Regions from separate parts of the Mus musculus genome. Here region 2 is linked to region 1. A link is a loop called in an ENCODE intact Hi-C map of the cell type or tissue named here. Cell type or tissue: left cerebral cortex. All regions are shown on one strand. Links, peaks and the distances in the headings refer to the core of each region. The heading gives the core; the rest is flanking DNA.

Evidence for each region. Peaks named below come from ENCODE experiments on the same cell type or tissue, not always from the same donor. Only the 100,000 strongest peaks of a DNase experiment are listed, where the experiment ranks them.
Region 2: it touches region 1 in a loop (3-fold over the local background); 2 of 42 quality-filtered maps call a loop at or near these places.

Annotation. Positions count from the first base shown.
Region 1 is chr16:38,366,659-38,369,573 of GRCm38, forward strand. It overlaps Popdc2 (popeye domain containing 2), which reads left to right. Exons shown (of 4, transcript NM_001081984.2): 2 at 2,826-2,915. Among named protein-coding and RNA genes, the nearest start is that of Popdc2, 5.9 kb to the left of the region's middle. In left cerebral cortex, for the core only: no CTCF peak of the experiment used is centred there; DNase peaks (open chromatin) are centred at 1,799 and 2,478; H3K27ac peaks cover 329 bases.
Region 2 is chr16:38,438,222-38,441,136 of GRCm38, forward strand. Gm36333 (a long non-coding RNA gene) reads left to right here. Exons shown (of 2, transcript XR_384843.4): 2 at 2,093-2,462. Among named protein-coding and RNA genes, the nearest start is that of Gm36333, 6.5 kb to the left of the region's middle. In left cerebral cortex, for the core only: no CTCF peak of the experiment used is centred there; a DNase peak (open chromatin) is centred at 1,174.

The DNA of each region.
Region 1 (2,915 bases), core at 314-2,813:
GCAGGAGCTGATGCAGAGGCCATGGAGGGATGTTCCTTGCTGGCTTGCTTCCCCTGGCTTGCTCAGCCTGCTCTCTTATAGAACCAAGATTACCAGCCCAGAGATGGTCCCACCCACAAGGGGCCTTTCCCCCTTGATCACTAATTGAGAAAATGCCTTACAGTTGGATTTCATGGAGGCATTTCCTCAACTGAAGCTCCTTTCTCTGTGATAACTCCAGCTGTGTCAACTTGACACAAAACTAGCCAGTACAATTGACCCCTTGTCAACTTGACACACAAACACATCATTAGTAAGCCTCAACCCTTACATTCTTATTCATCCCCAAGGTCTAAATAACTTTAAACGTCCCACAGTCTTTACATATTCTTAAAATTTCAATCTCTTTAAAATATCCATCTCTTTTAAAATCCAAAGTCTTTTTACAATTAAGTCTCTTAACTGTGGGCTCCACTAAAATGGTTTCTTCCTTCAAGAGGAAAAATATCAGGGCACAGTCACAATCAAAAACAAAAATCAATCTCCAACCATCCAATGTCTGGGATCCAACTCACGATCTTCTGGGCTCCTCCAAGGGCTTGGGTCACTTCTCCAGCCATGCCCTTTGTAGCACACGCGTCGTCCTCTAGGCTCCAGATGCCTGTACTCCACTGCTGCTGCTGCTCTTGGTGGTCATCTCATGGTACTGGCATCTCCAAAACACTGCATGACCCCTTCAGTCCTGGGCCGTCAATTGCAACTGAGGCTGCACCTTCACCAATGGCCTTCCATGGCCTCTCACAGTGCCGAGCCTCAGTTGCTCTGTGTAACCCCTTCATGCCTTCAAAAGCAGTACCACCTGGGTGACCCTTACATATTACCAAGTCCCGCTGCAGCAGGAGTACAACCTTGGCTATCTCTGGAACACAGCCCCTTTGTGCTTTCAGAAAACACTTCCCAGAAGATGCCACCTCAATGATGCTGGTCTCTTCTGAATCACCGCTAATTTCTTAGCTCCAGCTAACCAGCATCAATAATCCCAGTAATGCAAAGGTTTTGCTTTGGTAGTTCTGGTATCTTGTTAATCACAGCTGATTCTTCAGCCCCAGCTAACCAGAACTATAGAATCTTCACAATCAAAACAGCAATGGCCCTGAAAAGAGTCTTTAATTTTCCCTCTGAAATTTCACAAGCTAGACCTCCATCTTCTGCACTGTTCTCAACATTACCTTCCAAGCTTCTACACAACATCTAACATAGCTCTTAACAATGAATGGATCTTCAAGCCCAAAGTTCCAAAGTCCTTCCACAGTCCTCCCCAAAACATGGTCAGGTTGTCACAGGAATACCCCACTACGCTGGTACCAATTTGTCTTAGACAGGGTTTCTATTCCTGCACAAACATCATGACCAAGAAGTAAGTTGGGGAGGAAAGGGTTTATTCAGCTTACATTTCCACATTGCTGTTCATCACTAAAGGAAGTCAGGACTGGAACTCAAGCAGGTCAGGGAGCAGGAGCTGATGCAGAGGCCATGGAGGGATGTTCCTTGCTGGCTTGCTTCCCCTGGCTTGCTCAGCCTGCTCTCTTATAGAACCAAGATTATCAGCCCAGAGATGGTCCCACCCACAAGGGGCCTTTCCCCCTTGATCACTAATTGAGAAAATGCCTTACACTTGGATCTCATGGAGGCATTTTCTCAACTGAAGCTCCTTTCTCTGTGATAACTCCAGCTGTGTCAAGTTGACACAAAATTAGCCAGTACACTCCCCACGCACTTTTCCTGACCATCTGTTTCCTTGGCAGTAAAACTCAGAAAGAAAACCAGTCATGTCCATCACCACGATGACTCAGTGGGCAGGCACACTGGGAGCATCCGTCTGCCTTCCTCACATGCTATCTTGCAAACATGAGCTGTCCTGCCCGCTGCTCCTCATGCAGCCCGCCTGGAAGGGGAAAGGCAGAGCAGCACCTCCCATGGCAACAGAGACATTCTACATCCACGCTGTGCCATACCGCAGCCCCAGACCACACGTGCTTTGGGGTGCAATTAGTGTGACGGAGTAACTGGACCGACTGTTAACTATTTACTTTTAATGAATGTAACTCTCAATTGAAATAGCCACATGTGGTTAGTGCACAGCAGAGCCCCTGACGGTGGTTTTTCATCCTGGATACATAACGGGATTACTGGGGAGATTTTTAAATTAATAATGTCCATAACTCACCTACAGAGATGTTTTTTAATTGCTTTGAGAAAAGCTCATGCGTAAGGGTTTTTCAGGAGATTTTGTCTCCTTCTTCCTTCCTTCCTTCCTTCCTTCCTTCCTTTTCCTCTTTTTATCCCTTCCTTTTCTACTCCTCCTTCTTTGGGGTGTGTATTGGGTCTGTGGGGTGTTGGGGGATGGTAGTGGTGATACGGGATCTCACTCTAGTCCTTTCTGCTTTGGCACTTATGATGTAAGCCAGGCTGGCTTCACACTCATAGCAGTCCTCCTGCCACAGCCTCCCACCTGTTGAGTGGCCACCCATGAGCTCATACACACATGATCTGATGCTACGCTAGACTCATGTACACATAGACCACGCTGCTAGGCCCCCCAAGTGTTCTTACTACCCACTCCCCATCCCCAAGACTCTGGTCCTGCACTGTGGAATAGAAAAACACGTACAGGACGAGGACCGTGTGAGCTTCATCTCCATCTTTAATTGGGCCATACCTGCTCTGGCTCCCCACAGTCTAGCTGAGTACTTCTGCGGGAGGGTTTCAGCTACTCAGAAAATAGGCAGTTTCTGCAGAGAGCGGCCACTGCCCTTCCCCATTCAGTCTCCTCTCTCCTTTGTCAGGGTTCGAGTGAGCCAAGACGGGCAGTTTCTGCACTACATCTTTCCGTATCAGTTCATGGACTCTCCTGAATGGGAATCACTGCATCCTTC
Region 2 (2,915 bases), core at 162-2,661, 71 kb after region 1:
GAAGCAACTGAATCCATTGAGCCATCTCTCCAGCCCCACAAACCATTCTCTCTCTCTCTCTCTCTCTCTCTCTCTCTCTCTCAAGATTTATTTATTATATGTAAGTACACTGTGGCTGTCTTCAGACACCCCAGAGGAGGGCATCAGATCTCATTACAGATGGTTGTGAGCCACCATGTGCTTGCTGGGAATTGAACTCAGGAGCTTCGGAAGAGAAGTCAGTGCTCTTAACCACTAAGCCATCTCGCCAGCTCTCCCTCTCCCCCTAAACCTTTCAAACACTGCTTTTCAAGCTAATGGAAGTATCTTAGAGCTTCCTCATTCTTGTTTCCTGGATGCTTAGACCATATCATAAAGTTTTGGGGTCCAAACCTAAATGCACTCATCCTACAACACCTCAGGAGGCTATTTTCCCCTAGGATCCTCTCCAATTTGAGCTGAGGGTAGGACATTGAAGTCTTCACTCCTGATACTCTGTATGCCCTACATATGAGCATGTGTATAAATGTTTGTGTGTGTGTGTGTGTGTGTGTGTGCGCGCGCGCTCGAGAGTGCATGCATATATTAGTTTAGTCAGGGTTCTCTAAAGTCATGGAACTTATGGAATGTCTCTCTATATTGAGGAAATTTATTATGATGACTTACAGTCTGTAGTCCAATTCCCCAACAATGGTCAGCTACCAATGGGAAGTCCAAGAATGTAGTAGTTTCTCAGTCCCCTGAGGCTGGTTGTTTCAGCTGGATTTCTGTAGGAGTAGATTCCAAGAGTAAATGCAAGCAGCAAACCTTCCTTCTTCCAATGTCCTTCTGTAGGTTTCCAGCAGAAGGTGTGGCCCAGATTAAAGGTGTGTACCACCATGCCTGAATCTGGGGCTTATTTTGTCCCAGGCTCACCTTGAACTCAGAGATCTCCTTGCCTTACTCTCCTGGGATTAAAGGTGTGTGCTACCTTTCCTGGGCCTAAGCTTTTCATAGCCTCTTTGCCTCAAGATCACCATACTAAGATCCAGGTCAAAAACTTGTATCTTCCAGCCTCAAGATCTGGATCACAGTTGAGCCCTCCAATTCTGGATTTTAGTTCATTTCAGTTAGAGTCCAGCTGACAACCAGGAATAGCCATTCCAGCGTGGGAGCACAAAGGCACAATAAGTGAGCACAGCCAGGGACAGTTGAGCCATCTCCAACTGACCCAGTTCATCTTCCTTGCTGGTAGTTCTCAAGAGCAATTGCAACCTAGGCAGGGAACACAACAACCTGAAATGGTAGGGAATTGGCCAGATGAATCTGGACCCTATCCAGCCTTTCTACCTCTTCTTTTCCAGAAACAGGAGGATTTTCAATGCTTTAACCCACTAAGTCATGTGTCTCTTGTGTATAACACCCAGGGCTGGCTGCTCTCTGAGTCTCTGAGCTGTTGTGCAAGTGGGACACATCCAGGGGACAGCATTCCTGGGCCTTGAGGAATTGGCTAAAATACACCCTAGGCTTATGGTATCCTTGTTGGTAATAAGTTTACTTCCTATAACTTGGAGACAAGTTAGTAACAAGAATGCGGTGAAGTTGCTTCACACAAGCTAAAGTCTTATGGAGAATGAAAGCATCCTATGACATTTGTACCACACCATGTAATTTTAGAGCCCCTTCTATTTTATACCCAGGCCACTGTTGACAACTAAACCTGAGACTTGCTTATGCTAGACAAAGGCTCTGAAAATAATCTACATCCCCAGCCACAACTTTTTTTTTTTTTTTGAGACAGGGTTTCTCTGTGTAGCCCTGGCTGTCCTGGAACTCACTTTGTAGACCAGGCTGGCCTCGAACTCAGAAGTCTGCCTGCCTCTGCCTCCGAAGTGCTGGGATTAAAGGTGTGCACCACCACCACCCGGCTTCATTTTTAAAACAATATTTCCATTTCCCTCCCAAAATAGATGAAGACCCGGGCTGCATTTCTCCAGAAAAAGGTCACAGGTTGGGGTTTATGGACTAGAAAGGTGACTCCAAGGCTCTGACTATGCAGAGATTGAGAACTTGTTTGTAACTTTGGAATGAGAGTTTGGTATTGAAAAAAACTAACAATTGTGACTCTCTGCAGGCTTGTGTTTGATGATGCAAAACTGCAAGGCAGAACCAAGAAACACCCTCGGGAAAACAAAACCCTGTGGGTCCTGTGGATTGAATCAAAAGTTTCCCAAGTGGTGGAAGGAACTGGCTTGAAGTCGTATGCCTGGGGATCTCCCTGCGGCTCCCACTCCATCACCTGCCAGCAGAGAGAAGACACCAGATATGCTCTTAAAAGAGATGTCACTAACACGACACAGCACAGTTTCACATTCCTACTCTCCCCTTGAATGTGTCACCCGTCAGATACTACTGCATGCAAAACACACAGTCCACAAGGCAGGTGACGTCACTGTCTCCACTGTACGTATGTGGGAATAAAGGTGGAACCAGGTTAAATACTATTCCCCAGTCTGCACCAAGTAGCAGAGCAGAGGTTTTAATCTGAAGAGCTGACACCAGGGACCCCATTGTTACCTAGTGTGGGGGTACACAACCTCCCAGCAGCCCTGGAGGCCAAGCAACATCACCCCACCTTCCATTGGTCCTGATGATGGGAAGCCCAGAGGACGGCCCCGGGAGCAGAGGCAGCTCAAAGGCAGTTTTCTGCACAGCATCAGAGCATGTCTTCCTTAGTTCTAGATGCACGGCTAGCAGCATGTCTTCAAAGCAAGAGAAAAGCACCAGCTTTCAGGGCTCCTACATTCAAGGCTGAGGGATCCAGGAAGCCCACCTTAACCTCAAACGCTACGCCCACTGTGCTGACTCTGGCAGAAGTCTTCTGGGTGGAGGGGTTTTTGTTTGTTTGTTTTTTCTCAAGTCTGTGTTCAACAGTCACCCTTATTAGTCTCACCCTC